Linked DNA regions of Homo sapiens: all the other regions are linked to region 1. A link is a contact called in ENCODE Hi-C or POLR2A ChIA-PET data. All regions are on one chromosome and are shown on one strand. The core of a region is the stretch at or near the end of the contact, and the rest is flanking DNA. Distances in the headings are between cores, read along the strand shown. Region 1 holds the start of ZNF407-AS1 (ZNF407 antisense RNA 1). Region 2 overlaps TSHZ1 (teashirt zinc finger homeobox 1). Region 3 overlaps FBXO15 (F-box protein 15).

Region 1 (3,553 bases), core at 318-2,817:
TGCTCTGCTTAAAAGGTACCAATGGAACTGTCCTATTGTTTGCAACTTTTCTGTAAATCTTAATTTATTCCGAAATAAAGTTTAAAAAAAAATGCACCAGTAGCAACTGTGTTGTGAGCAATTATCACACCTGCCTTACATGTCACGCAAGAAGAAAGCTTTACCTTGTACCAGTAGCAGTAATTTTGTATATAGCAAAGTGAGTCTCAGTTTGTAAAAAGGGAATAATTCCTACTACACAAGATTGCTGTACTAAATGAAGCACAGTGAGTATGCCAAATGACATATAAGCTCTTCTTAATAAGGTTCTGATGAGTATATGTTAGGGCCCCTGTCTACAGTGTTCTAAATGGACCAGCACTTCACCACAAAACAGATACATACTACGACTAGGATGTCACCAGGCATAGACTGCAAAGCTGTAACTCAAATCACTATTAAGACTGTAATTACTTATAAAAGTATTCTACATGTGTGTCCACGGATGTGGGATGTCCTATTCCAAAACTCCCCAATGAAATAAATGGCTACTCAAAACCCAGCGCAACCGACAGAGGTCAGCGGCCACTGCACCCCGCCTCCACCAGCTTAAACTCCAGAAGGAGGCCAAGCACCCAGGGCGTGCTAGCTGGCTGGAAAGAGGTGAGCATCTACTGAGAAACCCACTGCTGCCCGCAGCGGTGTCAGGCAGCCGCGGGTCTCCCCGCAGTGGCGCAAAGCGAGCTGAAGTCGGGAATGGCTAGGACCCTTCGCTGCCACCGCGGTGCTTTCGGCCACCGCACTTGTGTGCCCTCCGCCCGCCCACACCAGCGTCGCTTAACGGAAGAAGGCGCGAGTAGCAGCGGCGCAGCCAGGGCACCTGGGGGTGACACGAGAGTGGGCGGGCGGTCCAGGGAGCCCCTGCTGGAAACCAGACGCTAAAGCTTGCAGCTGTGCAGCTAGGGGAGCATCTGTTTTCCACTTGAGAGCAACCCGGGCACGCGAGAACGGCCCGATTTCGGTGCAGGGGTGCGTCCCGAAGGAACGGGGGACTGTTTCTGCGCGGACAGGCGAACCCGGCAGGGGAAACCGAGGCCACGCTAGGTCCGCAGCCCCGAGGTGTCCACAAGAGCTCCGCTCGCGCAAGGGCGCGGAGCGAGGCTGCCCGCGGGACCGGCCTGCGGAGCGAGCGGGTGAGAGGGCAGGGCGGCAGCTGGGGCCTGGGGGAGGAGGGCGGCGAGGCAGCGTGAGCGAACGAGCGAGGGTGTGTGTCCGGGCGTGAGTCTGGGCGGGTGTCGGGAAGGAAGGCGACAGGGAGGGGCGGAGGCGGGGGGAGGGGGGAGGAGAAAGAGCGAAGGGCCCAGACGGGGCTCTGGGCGCCCAGCCGCCCGGCTTCGAGCCCTCAAGCCACCGCCCCCAGGCCCCGCGCTGACGCTGGACGGTCCCCGCCTCCAAACCCCCCGCCCCGGCCAGAGAATAACTTACCTGTTTGGCGACGGAATCGCTCCTGCTCGCCCCTCTGACTGACTCCTCCGGCTCACCGTCTTCCCTTTGGGAGGAAGAGGCGGGACATCCTGTTTCTCCGTCGAAGGACTTCCGGTGGCTTCCAAGGCGACTCCGTAGTGGATGCAGCGCCGGACGCCACAGCCGAAAAACAGAATCTTGGAACTGGTTTAGTACAATCCAGGTCGAGTTCCTTGTTTTTTATCCGAGTGGCCGGCAGGCCCATGTGCTGTCTTGTTTTTAACACATCAGCTCTTGCCGGAAGCCGCTAAGAGATAAAATAGGAAGTCCCACCCTTCCCTTAGAGAAGGAAAACGGAGAGCCGAAGGAGTCAATCTAAATTCGATGAGCGCGTCGGGCTCCAAGGCAGGCGCTGTCAGCCCGGGAGGGCTGTCTGGGATTTCTAGAGGGTCCCAGAACGGGTTCTTCCCAGGCCGATCCCGCCTGCTTCCTGCCCCGTCTCTCCACCCGCCTCCCGCCCTCTGTAAGGGACCCCGAGGGCGGCGCCGGAAACACGGAGAAGGCCCAGAACGGCGCGGGACCCGAGAGGCCTACGTTGGCAAACGCAGCCCGCTGCCCCTTTGCTCGCTTCCCCCGGGCCTGGAGTGGCTCCTGTCGCTTCTGGCGCTCCGATTTCGAGAAATGACTTTCAGCTGTGCAAGGCGAGAATGCTACTTTAGATGATGAGAAAAAATCTCTCGAATGGCTCCCAAAATGAGGTCCTTGTTTAAGAGGCCACAGGAAGCCGCTAGCCGAACTCTGATACCAAAGAGGAGGCCAAGAAGCGGACTGTGGCTTGGTGACCTGTTTGGTATTGCCAAATTTTCAGCTTTTATTAAAGCTGAAACACCTTGGCTGTTTAAAACGTTCGACAAGGACTTTTTTATGAACGTTAACGGCACAGCATACGGGTTTTTTGGAAAAAAAAAAAGGCAGGACTTCAGCCCGTCCGCCCCCTTGTGCAGGTCCATTCATGAACCTCGAGTTAGAGGCCTTTCTTCTGAAACTCAGAATCTAGTAGGGAAGACCTGTGTAGACGAATAAAAATAAATACATCACAGCTTGTTAAGTGCTGTGACAAAGAGGCAGTGAAATCCTGCTTGAGGTCATCTGCCTTGCTAAAGAGGTTTGACTATGTTGTAGGCACAGGGTTAGGGTTAGACTCTGTAATGGGAAGTTATGTGATCAGATTTCTGTTTAGGAAGATCACTGGCCAGGCGGGGTGGCTTACGCCTGTAATCCCAATACTTTGGGAGGCCGAGTCGGTGGATTGCTTGAGGCTAGGATTTTGAGACCAGCCTGGGGAAACCGCGTCTCTACTAAAAATTTGAAATTAGCCAGGCATGGTGGTGCGAGCCTGTAATTCCAGCTACTTGGAGGCTGAGGCGGGAGAATAGCTTGAACCCAGTGGCGGAGGCTGCAGTGAGCCGAGATTGCGCCACTGCACTCCAGCCTGGGCGACAGAGCGAGATTCCGTCTCAAAAAAATCATTGTAAGTAATTGGATTTTTGTGTGTGTGTGATGTTCTGAAGATAGGCTTTCTAGGCCAAATCGTCACTCAAGGCCAATTCGAACACAATTCAGTTTAAATCAGAATACATTCGAGTGATAATTCCTTACCTTTTTAAATAGTTCATAGAAAACTTTTTGTAGACATTATCTGGTTTAATTCTGATTGTAATCCACATGAATTCTCTTATCCACAGTAAGGAACAGTAATTTAGAAGACTAATAAACTGTTCCAAGATCACACAGCTAGTAAAAGTGGAACTCAACCTAAAACTCCAGAGTCAAGCTTTTCCATCATGTAGACTCAGTTTAATAGTAATAGTTAATTAAAAATTCTAGAGAAAAATGTGGGAAACAATTTCCTCACAAGTGACCAGCTGCAAATGTTATTTGTATTCCATTAACCAACATTTATTGGGTGCCTGTTATATAAAAGATAAAACTGGGTTCTGCCTTCAAAGAGTTCACTTGAAATTTAAAATTTATGTGAAAATTTAGCACTTCCTACAGTGTTTTAATAGCTATTTCAACAGTGTTGGTGTTGTATGACAAGGTGATAAAT
Region 2 (3,553 bases), core at 356-2,855, 650 kb before region 1:
GGTGAGATGGCGAGGAGGTCACCTGCCCCTACCTACTTCAGGGGTGAGATGAGAAGGAAGTTACCTACCCTTCCCCCCTACCAAAGCCACCCCCATCCACTGCAGGAGTTAGATGAGGAGGAAGTCATCTGTTCCCCCCACCCACCCGCCTGCACCCTGCGCCACCTACTGCAGGGGTAGGGCAGGGAGAAGGCCAGCTGCCCCCACCCGCCACAGGGGTGAGAGCGATGCAGAGCCACAGGGCATGATCCTCTCCCCAGGACCCCGTGGGGGCAGGCGAGGCACCCAGGGCTCTCAACCCGTGTGGCTCCGGGGTCTCCACCAGAGGAGTTGCAGGAAGACCACTAGGAAGGATGTGTGTCTGAGCAGCCTGCCCGGGTAGCAGGTGGGGCCTGGGTGGCCGCAGGGACAAGGGACAGAGAGCAGCCACGGCCTGGAGCCCAGAGCCCCGGGTAGGCAGGAGGGCGGTGAAGGACCTGGCTTTCCCCCAGTAGCCCAGGGACCACAGTGGCCCAGATCTGGGGCTCCCATCCAAGCCTCTCCACCCCAGGGTGCCCGGCTCAGGCCCCGCGTTAGGAAGCAGACACCTGGGCCTCCTCCCACGCGGAGGTGGCTCGCCTGGTACTGCTGCTGGTGGGTGACCCTATGGCTTCACGGCACACCAGCTTCTAAATCCTTGCCTCTGCGGCTATTTCTAACCGTTCCCCCACACAAGACTTAGCAGAGCGTGCAGACACCACAGAGGGTAATTAAACCATCACACTCGCAAAGCTGGACGCACAGGCAAACACATGATGTATTGTTAACAGCAAGTATAATTAGGCAAGTAAACGTATATCTATATGTCATAGTTAACTGAAACATTAGCTTCCAATAAACGTATAAAATGGATTCCAAATGAGGGGAAAAATTTCTTTTAGAAATTTGTGGTTTTCTATTTTCTTTCACTTCAACTCTCCATTAATGTGGGCCAATTAACTGTCAATTGGATTTACAAAAATGTGTTTACATTTTCAGCCCCATATTTGTGAGTTCAGCATTACTCAGTCTATCTTACGATAAATAACCCTTGGATTATGTATAATGATAAGAGTATCTAAACAATCACAAGGTAATGCCTGAAATACACACGAAGGTGAGCGTGAAGGAAACATGTGGGCCACAGTCTAGGACTTTCCAGATGAACCTGAGGGTGAATACACTTCGATCACCTTCCACAGGCAACTTCATCATATGATATTTCTGAAGGGAAAAAGTCTTCAGTAAAAACAGAATTATTAACTTGCGCCAGAATCAGAACCTTATACTTGAAGTAGAATACAATTACTGAGGCCACTGATATTATGACAGAGCTACATTGCTATCACTGTCTATAAACATGATGAAAGTCTTGTCTGCCTGATGGATACAGTTTCCAGTATGAGAAACATTTTTGTAAGCTCACATATATTTTTCATATATAGCCTCAAATAATAGTTCTAGATGGCTTCTATTGTTCCAACCTCCTCAAAAAAATTATTTGGCTAGTGCGCTTATCTTTATATTTGAGAAAACAGTGCTTTCTTACTGTGGTTTCTGAATGCACCGGAAGCCTAGGATTTACTTTCACTTTGCCTGCACTGTGGCTCTGAATAAATAAAATCTTTTGCTATCACCCTTTCCCACTAAAATGAACAGGAAGTAAAAAAAAAAAAAAAGTAAGGTCTGAACATTTCAAATAAATACAGCAACAAGTATATTTAATGATAAGGTCACTGATATTTTTCACACTTCAAAAGAAGGACAAAGCTGTGCTTCTCTGCTGTGGGTGAGTGTGTGTGTGCTCACATATGAGTGTGTGACTGCTCCTCCGTCTCTCCCTTCTAATTATACCAAATACGGAGAACACTGGAAAAATTACAAAAATGGCTTCACCTCTATCTATATCAGAAAATCGCTTTACTGCAATAGCATTAAAAATGTAGGCACCAGTTCTCATAAGCAGAATGAGGGAAACAGTGTTTTCCAAAGTGAAATTTCAGGGAATCGTTCTTTTCAAAGTAAGATAACTTAAGGGGCAAGGCAATTCACGCAACTGAATCTAGCATCTGTTTTAAGTCATAAAGGCCATTACATTTTGTGGGTTGTGCAATTTGCTGTTTAACCAACTTTCTACAAAAGCATGGTGAAATGGCATATTTAAAACCAAGGGCAAAGGGACTCCACTCACTGAGAGAAGAGGCACAGCCCCCCCTGGCAGGAGCAGTGTGGCCCTCTGGGGTACCTCTCCCAGCAGCAGGCCCACCGCCTCAGCCCTGACCGCATGGCCTGCTCCTGGCCATTCCACCTCCTGTTTTATCTGTCAGAAAACACTGGCATTTGGTGAAGGTGTACGGTCGGTGGTGGGTCGATGCGGCAACTGAAAAGAAACTACAGCCTAGGGCACTTCCAGTTCAGCAACCCTGGGTAGCAATGCCTACCAAATGCTCTTCCTGAACAGAAAATTATATCTGGGTGCCTCCATTTGCTCGAGCAAAAAGATTATTCAGAAATCATATATACCACCAAAACACTGCAGGCTCAAACTTGGAATAAATCCTCCACTCCCGCTCCCTCTACAGCATTTTCAAGCAGGGCTTTAGTACTCCATTATTGTGAATGTTCTTTGGCCCACAGCAAAAAATATTGACAAAATTCTGCTTTTAAGACAGTTATTGTCTCTGTCTACTTGATAGCAGCCTTCAGAAGTTCACCTGCTAGCATTAAATTCTTGAGTTTGGGTGAAAGGAGAGAAAATTTGCCACATCTCAAGCTCTTCTGCTGTAGCAGCAGCAAATCAAATTATTCTTTCAATTAAACTAGCTTTGTGCCTAAAAACAAAAAAAGGCCACAGGCTTTCTTCCCCCACACAGAGAACTGAAGCCATCACCCCTTTAAACCCCATGACTTGAGCATGATCTCCACGGCTTAGTATTCTTGGATAATACAGCTCATAAAATTAAATCTACTCTCAGAGATTTCACTTATCACTGTGTGCTGTGAGCTTGCAGGCAATCAAGGGATCAAGAGTTCTGCACTGGGGTGTGTTTTGATGGACCTGATACAGGGATATGACCTACCTCTCTCTTTCTCTCTGACACACACACACACACACACACACACACACACACACACACACCAGAAACCAAAAACACCCCATCAGAGGTTGAACAGAGAACCAAGGCCCCCATCGTCATCCCCACTGCCCTGAGATGAGAAGAGACGCTTCCCACTATGAAGCTCACAGGACTTCCTCACCTTTGCCACACACGTTAGCTACATTTTAGCACTAAGACAAGCCCTGAACAGTGCATGCATCTGGCCAATTTCCTTCCAAAGAACTGGAGCTGGTCTTTCGTAGGAAATGCCCAACTAACAAATGCTCTGTTTGACTTTCTTTTCAAAATGTTGGCTTTCAAGAAGCAAAACGTGAAGCGCAGGTCTTGGTTGAATCCACGCTGATAAGGTAAAGGCGCTTCGGTGCTGGTGACGTGCCTGGAAGGGCGGTGAGGTGGTGTTTGCTGGGGGAGAGGGG
Region 3 (3,553 bases), core at 338-2,837, 520 kb after region 1:
TATTGGGAAGCCATAGTGATTCCCCAGTGTATCCTGCTTGCTAATTTATAAATAGGCTTTTCTCTTGGGAGTAGTATGAAAACAAACATGAGAATCTGAATCTGCATTATAAATTATTGGCTAGTAATTAATTAGTGCTATGTTTTGCATATTTCTTACTCTATTGTAACATAGACTCTGGACACAGAACAGGGTTTGGATCATGTTTCTGCCGTTGACCAGGGATCTGACCTTGGGCGAGTTACTGTTAACCTCTCTGCATCAGTTTTATCACCTATGAATTCAGAAAATTATATTACCCAGTTAATATTATTATTAAGGTGTTAAAGTATTCTTCTAAGCTGTTAAGTGTCTAACTCAGTGGTTGGTATACAATAAGTACTCAAAAATACACCTATTTTATATACACACACTTTCACACATCTGTTCCATGTGCAGACTGTTTAAATGTAGGAAGAGCTTAACCTTTCTCTGTCTTATAAGTGGTTACAGAGGGTTGGCGGAAAGAGCTCTGACCTTTGGAGACACCACAGTGTTATAATTGTTCTGAAGTGGGAGAATACCTGGTAATAACAAAATAACAGTCTCTGCTTCCTACAGGGATTTGAGGTTTATTAGCTCAGGCAGTTGCCACTGAGACGTTATTGGCTGCTGTATTTGGAGTGCATTTTCTGCCGTGTCCTGGGGACAAGCTGTGTGGAAGATGAGCTCCTGGTTTTCTGTAGGCGCCGTCGGCTGCCTGCCTTTGCCGCACCAGTCAGAGGCCTCCCTTGGTTTTGCACGTGGCTGCAGTAGTGCAGGGCAGAGCAGAGTCACATCTGGTCCATTCAGAATGTCATTACTGTGCCTCCACTGAGGCCTCGCTTTTCATACACTTCCTCCCTGCTTCCGTCGAGCCCTGCTGAGGTGACGAGGTGATGAGGTGACAGCAGAGCTGTTGCCTGGGAAGGGTCCGTGTCATTTGGCATTTCTTCCTATGCCTGGGGAGAGTGGAAGGGAAGCTACACAGCTCTTGCTAATTACTCAGCATTAGAGAGGAAAATGTGGGCTGCCTCTGTCCTTGGAACAGAAGTAAGACGTGGAGAAACCAGCAGTGTGGCATCTGGGCAAGGAGCTCCCGTTTGCGGGGCTGGAAACCCTGCCTCTGCGTCCTCTTTCACTTAAAGCATATTACTGGGTCACAAAAGAGGCCCCAGGCAAAGTGTGGGCTTTAACCTTCTGGTGACACTGAAGTTGGAGAACACTGTATAACATTTCTAGAGCAGAGCTTTGGCTCCCAAGGCAGCTTGGCTTTGGTTTTATTTTGTCTCATGAAATAACCAGGCCAGGGCTGGAGAACATTTGCTCTTTTCCATGATTTTTCTGTTTGCTTTGCCCTGTGACTTGCATCTTCCCTTTGTTCAGACTTCCATCTCTGGAGAATTCTCGGGTATGAGTTGTGTTGCTGTCGGTTGGTTTGTGTGAGAAGCAACTGATGGTCGCTTCTCAGGGTGCGTTCAGACAGAACCAGGAAGCTTGTGTCTGTGTGAGACCGAGTGGTGCTGCGGCTCTCCCTGCCACAAGAGGCCTGTGGCAGCAGGGCTAGTGTGCTGTGTGGGTGCGAGGGCTCCTCCGTGTGGCCAGGCTGCCAGTAGCTGGCTTGGAGCTGGCAGCAGAGGGCCAGGGTTTGGCCTCCAGCTAGGTGGGCATGTGCACGGACTCTCACTCAGTTACAAGCATGTGCAGAGGTGTTGGTTTATTTCATGTGAGTTTCTTCCACTCCTCTTCATGTTCGCCTGCTCTCCAGCCCCTTGTTTCTTTGCCATTTCTGCACCTGCTTTCTTCAGCTGTGTAATTCTAGATATCGGTTTCCAACACTGTTGGCTTACCCACATCAGAAGAACCCTTTCCTCCTTCAGCGACCACCTTTCCATCAGTGACAGGTGGCTATCCAGGCTCGCCTCAGCCAGCTTCCCCTGACTCACCTTTGACATCACCTTTCTGGGCACTTGTTAATGTTTCTGCCTCTGGGACACAGATGCATCACTCTGGCCTCAAGCCAGAGGCTGGGATTGCTGTGCCCATGTTGCCCTCATCGCTGAGGCCAGGGCTTACCAGGGTGAGGTATCCTTATAAAGTCGCCGACTGAACGTGCTTGGTTTGTCATCTTGCACTGGAAGACAGTGATTGAAACAATCTTATATCTTTTCAGGAAATATTGAAAATGGACATGTGAAGCTCATTGTTATACATTTAAAAAATAACAGAGAACACCTACCTCTTATTGGAAAAGTTGGCCTCTCGTGGAAAACTGATATTTTTGATGGCTGTATAAAGGTAAAAACAGAACCGTTTTCTTTTCTTCAAGTAACTTGATTTCTATATAATAAAAAGTCTGTTTATATATATAAATTATATTGTCATATATGTATGATGTTTCTTTTATAGTTCTGGATTTATTGTTCTGGTTTCTGAAGGTTGGTGCACATTCTGTTAGCCATTGACAGCCAGTGGATTCACTCATGAGATGCTTATTGAGTACCTTTCATTTGTCACTGAGTATGGTGGAGTTGGAGGGGCAGGTAGTCTGCAGCAGCATTTCAGAACACTGTTGATCACAGTCCCCTACTCTCTCAAAGCCCCTCTGTTTTGTGGAAAGAGAGTGGAACTGAAGGTTGGACCACGCAGGCAGCATCTACTCAAAACATCTTGATCATCCATGTACCAATTTAAAACTTATTGCAGTTATAAATTCTTAGTCCAGGATATAGGGATTTCCTTGAACTGTTAAATAAAGATTAGCCACATGGGTGGGAGAGTTGACTTAGTGGTTGGGAAGTAGCAGGGAAGGAGGGAGGAGGAGGAAGAGGAGAAAGATGTTCTCACAGTTTTGCTTTCTTCTGTCCTTGTGCCCATGGCTGCTCCTGGTTCTTGTCACTCTCCAACTTTATTTTATGGGATGAACAAGATTTTCATTGTCCCAGGGACCAGTGGGATCAATCTCCTGTGACTGCGGGGGCCTCCTGTAACATGGCTTTATACGGCGCTATGCATGCGCACCTTGTTAGAACTATTAATGATGACGACTGGGACCAAGAGTGGTGTTATCATGAAGCACTGTCCCTTGAGCCACTTGATATTTGATGCAATGAGATATTTTACAAATCCTATTTATTCATAGCAAATGTTTAAGTTTTGGTAAAAATGATGTTTATCACACACCATGTTGTTTCATGCCTTTAAGAGCACAGACCTACCTTCTTTCTTTTTCTTCAGATTTCAATAAAGCCTATAATAAAAGTAGGTACTAAGATAAAATATTCACGTCAAAATAGACCTTGAGGATCAAGAAAGGCAGAATGTGAATGTGACTGTCTTTTAAAGGGTCAGCATAATTTTTAAAAATAATTTGTTCTGTGTTTTCTGGTAGTCCAGAGAAAGATGAGAGCAGTCATTTAGTTCTCATTGGGAGAAAAAAGGGAAATGTAGTAATTATACAAAGAAAGCTTTATCCCAGTTCTGATCATTAAAAACAAAATTTCCAATGGGACTTTATGTAGGGCAGACTAAGCTA

Evidence for each region. A loop is a pair of places that touch in the nucleus more often than their neighbours do. ChIA-PET counts read pairs that join two places held with the same protein, here RNA polymerase II (POLR2A). Pooled maps may share reads with other maps.
Region 2: a map of naive thymus-derived CD4-positive, alpha-beta T cell shows a loop between it and region 1 (5-fold over the local background). The contact joins the enhancer-like site here to the promoter of ZNF407-AS1 in region 1. A Hi-C loop is called at or near these places in 1 of 168 maps with a recorded cell type or tissue (naive thymus-derived CD4-positive, alpha-beta T cell) and 10 of 50 pooled maps. POLR2A ChIA-PET finds 5 or more read pairs at or near these places in 3 of 52 experiments (CD4-positive, alpha-beta memory T cell, activated CD4-positive, alpha-beta memory T cell and activated naive CD8-positive, alpha-beta T cell).
Region 3: a loop to region 1 is called in a map of naive thymus-derived CD4-positive, alpha-beta T cell, with 9 times the contacts of the local background. The contact joins the enhancer-like site here to the promoter of ZNF407-AS1 in region 1. A Hi-C loop is called at or near these places in 1 of 168 maps with a recorded cell type or tissue (naive thymus-derived CD4-positive, alpha-beta T cell) and 5 of 50 pooled maps. POLR2A ChIA-PET finds 5 or more read pairs at or near these places in 5 of 52 experiments (CD4-positive, alpha-beta T cell, CD8-positive, alpha-beta T cell, activated T-cell and 2 more).

What each region holds. Positions count from the first base shown.
Region 1 is chr18:74,595,849-74,599,401 of GRCh38, reverse strand. ZNF407-AS1 (ZNF407 antisense RNA 1) reads left to right here and starts at 1,567. Exons shown (of 2, transcript NR_024484.1): 1 at 1,567-2,974. ZNF407 (zinc finger protein 407) reads right to left here and starts at 1,532. Exons shown (of 9, transcript NM_017757.3): 1 at 1,465-1,532. RefSeq lists enhancers at 537-756, 1,547-1,756 and a silencer at 1,147-1,446.
Region 2 is chr18:75,246,008-75,249,560 of GRCh38, reverse strand. The region is part of intron 1 of TSHZ1 (teashirt zinc finger homeobox 1); the gene reads right to left. Among named protein-coding and RNA genes, the nearest start is that of TSHZ1, 37 kb to the right of the region's middle. Within about 2 kb of position 1,605, at least 14 of the 41 ENCODE cell types and tissues checked have a DNase peak (open chromatin) inside an H3K27ac peak, as active enhancers do.
Region 3 is chr18:74,080,690-74,084,242 of GRCh38, reverse strand. FBXO15 (F-box protein 15) reads left to right here. Exons shown (of 10, transcript NM_001142958.2): 9 at 2,192-2,316. Among named protein-coding and RNA genes, the nearest start is that of FBXO15, 65 kb to the left of the region's middle. Within about 2 kb of position 1,587, at least 6 of the 41 ENCODE cell types and tissues checked have a DNase peak (open chromatin) inside an H3K27ac peak, as active enhancers do; they include CD4-positive, alpha-beta T cell and CD8-positive, alpha-beta T cell, where a contact is called at or near this core.